Regions from separate parts of the Mus musculus genome. Here region 1 is linked to region 2. A link is a loop called in an ENCODE intact Hi-C map of the cell type or tissue named here. Cell type or tissue: gastrocnemius. All regions are shown on one strand. Each heading gives the region's core, and the rest is flanking DNA. Links, peaks and the distances in the headings are about the cores only. Region 1 has its middle 35 kb from the start of Tm4sf1. Region 2 has its middle 23 kb from the start of Tm4sf4.

Region 1 (2,921 bases), core at 331-2,830, 180 kb before region 2:
GAGAAAGGCTGGAAGAAGCTGAGGAGGGGGACAACCCTGTAGGAAGACCAGCAGTCTCAATTAACCTGGACCTCCAAGATCTCTCAAACACTGGACCACCAACCAGGCAGCATGCACCAGCTGATATGAGGCCCCCAACACATATACAACAGAGGACTGCCAAGTCTAGGTTCAGTCAGAGAAGATATAACTAACCCTACAGAGACTGGAGGACCTAGGGAGCTTAGAAGTCTGGTTGGGGTGGGGTTGGGGATGGGACATCCTCGTGGAGACAGAGGGGTGGGGAGGAGATAAGGAATGTGGAACAGTCGGAGGGTGAATGGAGGAGGGGGGGTTAGATCTGGAGTGTAAATAAATAAATAAATGATTAAAACAAACTAAGTTGTCTTAACTTTAAAATCTGACAGACCTAGTCTCTGACATCTCATTCACATGTGTAAATTACTGATCTAATAGGGTTGTCATTTGTCTATACCGTTATGCATTCAAGATCAGGAGTGGCAGATGATGCTGGCTCAGACCCCCTCCTAGCCCCTCTTCTAAGTGCACTGAGATTCTTTCTGGGTGAGTAGCTATCTGCATGGACACGATGCTTTCTACTGTACACATTGTAGACACAGTCATGCCCTGAACATGCCCTGGTTTCTAGCAGGGCTCTTATGCTAAGCCACATAAACAATATCACGTTGACTAATTTATACACCCATATTCTCGTGTAATAATAAATGCTTCAAGAAATTAAGACTGGACCTAGAATAAATTAAATATTTTATCAATTAAAAATTCATGATAAGTGAGGTGAATAACTTTCCCTTAAACACGAAGTGGTGGGTTTAGGAAGATGGCTCAGCAGTTAAGAGAAGTTGACAAGCATCAATGGGAGGAGAGGCCCTTGGTTCTGTGAAAGCCCGATGCCCTAGTGCAAGGAAATGCAAAGGTGGGGAGCCAGAAGTGGGTGGGTGGGTGGGGGCACACCCTCATAAAAGCAGGAGGAAGGGGGATGGGATAAGGGGTTTCTGGGGGGATTGGGAAAGGGGATAACATTTGAAATGTAGATAGATAAAATATTCAATAATAAGAAAAAAGAAATTGTTGATCTTGCAGAAGATGTGAGTTTGATTCCCAGCTCTCACATAGTGGCTCACAACCTCTCCTAAGTCCAGTTGCAGAGAATGAGACACCTCTTCTGAGCTCTGTGGGTACCAAGCATCCATGTGCATACATACACTTATGCAAAATACTTATACACATAAATAAATAGATTATAGATAGGTGATAGATAGATAGACAAATAGTTGATAGATGATAACTGAAAATTTTTTAATCAAATGGTTACCAAAAACCACTGGTGTTTTATCTGAAATGTATCAGAGATGCTATAATCACTGCATAATTTTTCTTGATATTTCAGTTGTTGGTCTTCTCACTCTTCCATATTTCTTTTATTTTAAACAAAACTAATTAGCATACATGCAGTGATAGAAAAAATGAAGCTGAGATAATGCTCTTAGCATGAAGCAAAAGTCAGAGGCTCGGGCGAATCTACAAAAATCAGTATTATTTGGTTACCAAGTTTTAAGAATGTAACGAAAGCCAATTTATAAAGTTTACTTTAGATTGAATCTAAGAAATGGGAACTGGTCCAAGAACTTCAGATACAAAACTGAAAAGCATCACTGTCTGTCATACCTACTCCCTTCAGTATCAGGAAGGCAAGTGCCTTCCTCTCCAGGTGCCCATCTCAAGTTCAAGCTATCATTCTCAGCTCTAGGGAAGGGACCGGCAGCCCACTGCTGTCATTACTCCTGTCGGCCACATGGTGTCACTGTCGAAAGCCTGTTTATTTTTCTAAAAATGCTTCCTTCACAGAGAGTCACTATAGGGACCCTTACTGGGAAACAGAGCTCCCTTCTATAGTCAAGGCTCTTAATGATATTGTTTTGAACCCCCATTTCTGGAGAGACTGCCATGCTAGAACGGCCAAGAATAGTCTAGAGGCAGAGAGGAAACTGGAAAGGGGTGGGGTGGGGGGTGTGGATAATGCAGGCCCCTAGGTATTAACTATGGTGTTTGCTTTCTACCACGGAACACATATACCTCTTCGATAGGGACCAGTGAATTTAAATGATAGTGGTTACAGAATGCTCTGCTCTCTTCTATATTTTTCATGTTTCTCCATCATATATGGGGTTCTCATGAAGGCTACTTATGACATCCTTGTATTGCTTTGCCTCAATATCCTTTTCCCTTTTAATTTTATTTGGGGCTTATACTCTAGCATTCCATTAGATCCTAGGTACGTGCAAATCATAATGGCCTCTCCTTTTACCCATTAAAATGTGCTTACGCTCATGCCAGAACACTCAAAATACACTAACCCCAGGGCCATGGTGAGTTAGTCTTGTAATCTTAGCCCATTTATACAACGTAACAAAATACTACCCACTGTGTAATTTATAAATGACAATAATTTTTTCTCTGTTCTAGAGCCTGGGAAATCCAGGACTAAGGCACTGTCCTTTAGTGTCTCAGGAGGGACAGACTCATGAAGAGACATAGATGCTGCCTTCTAGCTGGGCCTGGGCCTGGAGGGTGGTCAGTGTGCAGGGCAGGACCTGGCACAGACTCAGAAATTCTGGACCTGGACATGGAGGGCTGATGGGGAAGGAAACAGAGAGGGCAAAAAGAAAGCATGTAGGTGGGGTTCTTGGCTGGACTTCAGTCAAGAGAACATGAGGATACAGAGCCCAGTGAGGTCTGGACAGTACAGTGTGAGGTTCCTGGCTCAGACAGGCTTTCTAATCAGGTATACACTCCCCATCTCCCCCACCCTGTTGTCATGTAAACATGCACACACATACATGGGTTTCAAAATCAGCCAGAAGCACCTCTCAGCTTCTTAACACAGCACTGTCTGCTTT
Region 2 (2,921 bases), core at 325-2,824:
TGAGCCCAGGTTACACATTACAAAGTCTCCAGGCCAACCTTGGAGGAGGGAAGTGGGTTTTAGTTTTCTTGTATTGTTTCTTTTTAAGAATTACTTTTAGTGATTGTGCATGTAGGGAGGTTTGCGTGTAGAGGTCAGAGGACAACTCTGAGAAGTCAGCTCTTTTCATCTGTCATGTGGATGGAACCCAGGATATCAAGCTTGGTAGCATGCACCTTAACCTACCGAGCCATCTCACCAGCCCCTTGTGTTGTTACTTAAGCCTGGCCAGGGTTTCTCAACCTTGATATCTGCAGCCAGTTCCACCGCACGCTCCCAGGACTCCCTGTATATACCATATCATAACACCTACAATTCTTTCCTTTCCTGCCCACTTACAGTCTCACCACTTGTGGCCCAAGTGGCTTCTCTCTTTCGGTTGATCGGGTATGGCCGCTGCCTGCAGTCTTCTTCAGGGGACATTCCACATTCCTGGATTGTCCCCACAGTATCTTAGGCTATACTCCCATAGTTTGTTCAGCACCTGCAGGGACCTCAGTCCTACCACACATGGCCTGGCCTCTCACCGTTTCCTTTGAAATCTGGGTAAACACTTGGGTGACCCCAGACCTCGTATAGTCTCCTTCCTCCCCTACAGAGTGGGGGCTCCTCTGCATGTGCTTCTTTTGAGCATTGGGCCAGGCATGCAGTAAGTGATCATTAAAAAGAGATATTAACCCTGTTATGTTAATGGAACTAAGTTATCCTGCTCAGGAGAAACAGAAAGCCCTTAACACATGGACCCTTGAGGAACATTTAAGATCATATGTAGTAAAATATGACATTTTCAAACATCAAATGTTAGTAATGGGGGACTGGAGAGATAACTCCGTCAATAAGAAGCCTGACTTCTCTTCCAGACAACCAGTTCCAGGGGGTCTAGTGCCTTCTCCTGGCCTCCAAGAGCACCAAGCATGCACATAGTGCACAGGCATACATGTAGGCAAAAGAGTCATATACACAAAAGTCAATCTTTAAAGATGTTACATTGTGAGATGGCAGAAAAACAGAGAGGGGGAGATAAAGATAGAACTTCAGAGGACATCGTTGAAGCAAAAATAAAACCTCTACAGAGACTCATGCTGCCTCCTACTGACTGCTGGAGTAAAACAAAATCATGACACCAGAATGGTCACTTAGATAGTGTTAATTAGCATCTGTTCTTCCCACTGTCCTCCAGATGCCATGTGGAAAGTTGCCATGTAAACTTCAATTTGGTGTCTGTGTTTTTAATTTTTATGTTTATGTGTGTTCAGTAATGCAGAACAGCCATACTTGTATGTGTCATAAACTAAACAGTAAGCAAGCAAACATACCCACTTTCTGTAAATGTAGTGGTTCTCAAATGTGAGGGCATTCTGGCTGACTGAGTAACAGAGAAACCCCATCCCTCGGCCTCCTGCAGAGCCAAGAAGTCTAATTTTATGCTAAAGACTTAAGATGTCTATAGCAGGAGAGCCATCAACACCGCTGTGAACCTGCTCTTATAGAAACTTTATTCCTTCCGGTTTCCTTTGTCTTTAATAACCTCACTAGCACTAAAATCCACAAATCTCTCCATCAAAGAATGTACAGTTAAATGCAAAGAAGGACGCCAAAATGTCTGTCCCACATGTCTTTTCCTTTTCTGTGGTGTTCTGTGCTCTGAGCCAGAGTTGCCTTCATACATAGACAAGACTATTTGCTGCCCTCTAGTGGCCACTCTGCTCAGCCACTAAATGGCTGCAATTTCGTCCAAGGTACCTTCCTGTAGAATTCAACTTTTCTCCAGTAGCTTCCCATGAAAAAACGCATCTCCAAAAAACCACAAAGTATGAGGAATGGCAGTGATTAAAAAAAAAAAAAAAAAAAAAAAAAAAACCAAACCAACCAGAAATGAAAGGGTTGAGGGTTCACCTGCAGACAAAAATCTCTGACTCATAATAAAGCACTGCAGTTGGGAACCAAGTTAAGTCTCTTTCCTTAGATAATGTTAAGTGCCGTGAGAAGCCTGGAGAGGGGGGAAATACTCTAAAGGAAAGGAAGGTGTGTGTTGACCACGTCACTGGTGTCTTACACAAGTCAATGCTCTTTATCTTCGCCATGTTCTCATTGTCCACCCTTGCTTATGCTAATTTTATAAAGAAACTAAACTTTAACAAACTCGGTTAAGACGTAGTAAGAACTGCACGACACTGAATGCGTGAACTGGCTGGAGGAATGAAGCCCAGGGGAGGTATGTCAAGGAGACTGCCCACATGTGCCCTTTGCATTAGGATTTTATTGCTGTAAACAGACACCATACCCACTGGCAACTCATATAAAGGAAAAACCGGCTTACAGTTCAGAGGTTTAGTCCATTGTCATCATGGTGGGAAGCATGGTGGCAGTAGGCAGATAGGCTGCGGGAGAGGTAGCAGAGAGTCCTACATCTGGATCTTCAGGCAGCAGGAAGAGTGAGCCACTAGGCTTGTCTTGAACTTCTGAAACCTCAAAGCCCACCCTCCCAGTGACACACTTCCTCCACTAAGGCCACACCTACTCCAATAAGTCCACTCTCTACGAGTCTATGGGTGCCATTTTTATTCAGACTGCCACACCTTCCATTGACACATACACACCATCTCTACAGAACTCCATATGCTGCATCAAGTGTTCTGGATTTTTTTTTCATTAATATTGCACTCTCATTTTGCTTCTCTGAAGCTCTTATTTGACTCTGGGGTGATCCTACAGATGACTCCCACCCCCACCCCCACCCAGGGTATCAGGGGTTAATTACTATTAATTTTTGCAAACCCCACAAATTAACTCACATCATCTTACCCAGATGTTTGATGGAGCCTTTCATCCTAATGATGGGAAGAAAGATCGGGTCTCCTGTCTGTGTAGTAATAAAATGC

What was found. Peaks named below come from ENCODE experiments on the same cell type or tissue, not always from the same donor. Only the 100,000 strongest peaks of a DNase experiment are listed, where the experiment ranks them.
Region 1: a loop joins it to region 2, with 12 times the contacts of the local background. A loop is called at or near these places in 27 of 42 quality-filtered maps.

The regions. Positions count from the first base shown.
Region 1 is chr3:57,265,930-57,268,850 of GRCm38, forward strand. No RefSeq gene overlaps it. Among named protein-coding and RNA genes, the nearest start is that of Tm4sf1, 35 kb to the right of the region's middle. In gastrocnemius, for the core only: a CTCF peak has its summit at 1,817 (motif pointing right); DNase peaks (open chromatin) are centred at 1,819 and 2,642.
Region 2 is chr3:57,446,958-57,449,878 of GRCm38, forward strand. No RefSeq gene overlaps it. Among named protein-coding and RNA genes, the nearest start is that of Tm4sf4, 23 kb to the left of the region's middle. In gastrocnemius, for the core only: CTCF peaks have their summits at 1,116 (motif pointing left) and 1,740 (motif pointing left); a DNase peak (open chromatin) is centred at 1,731.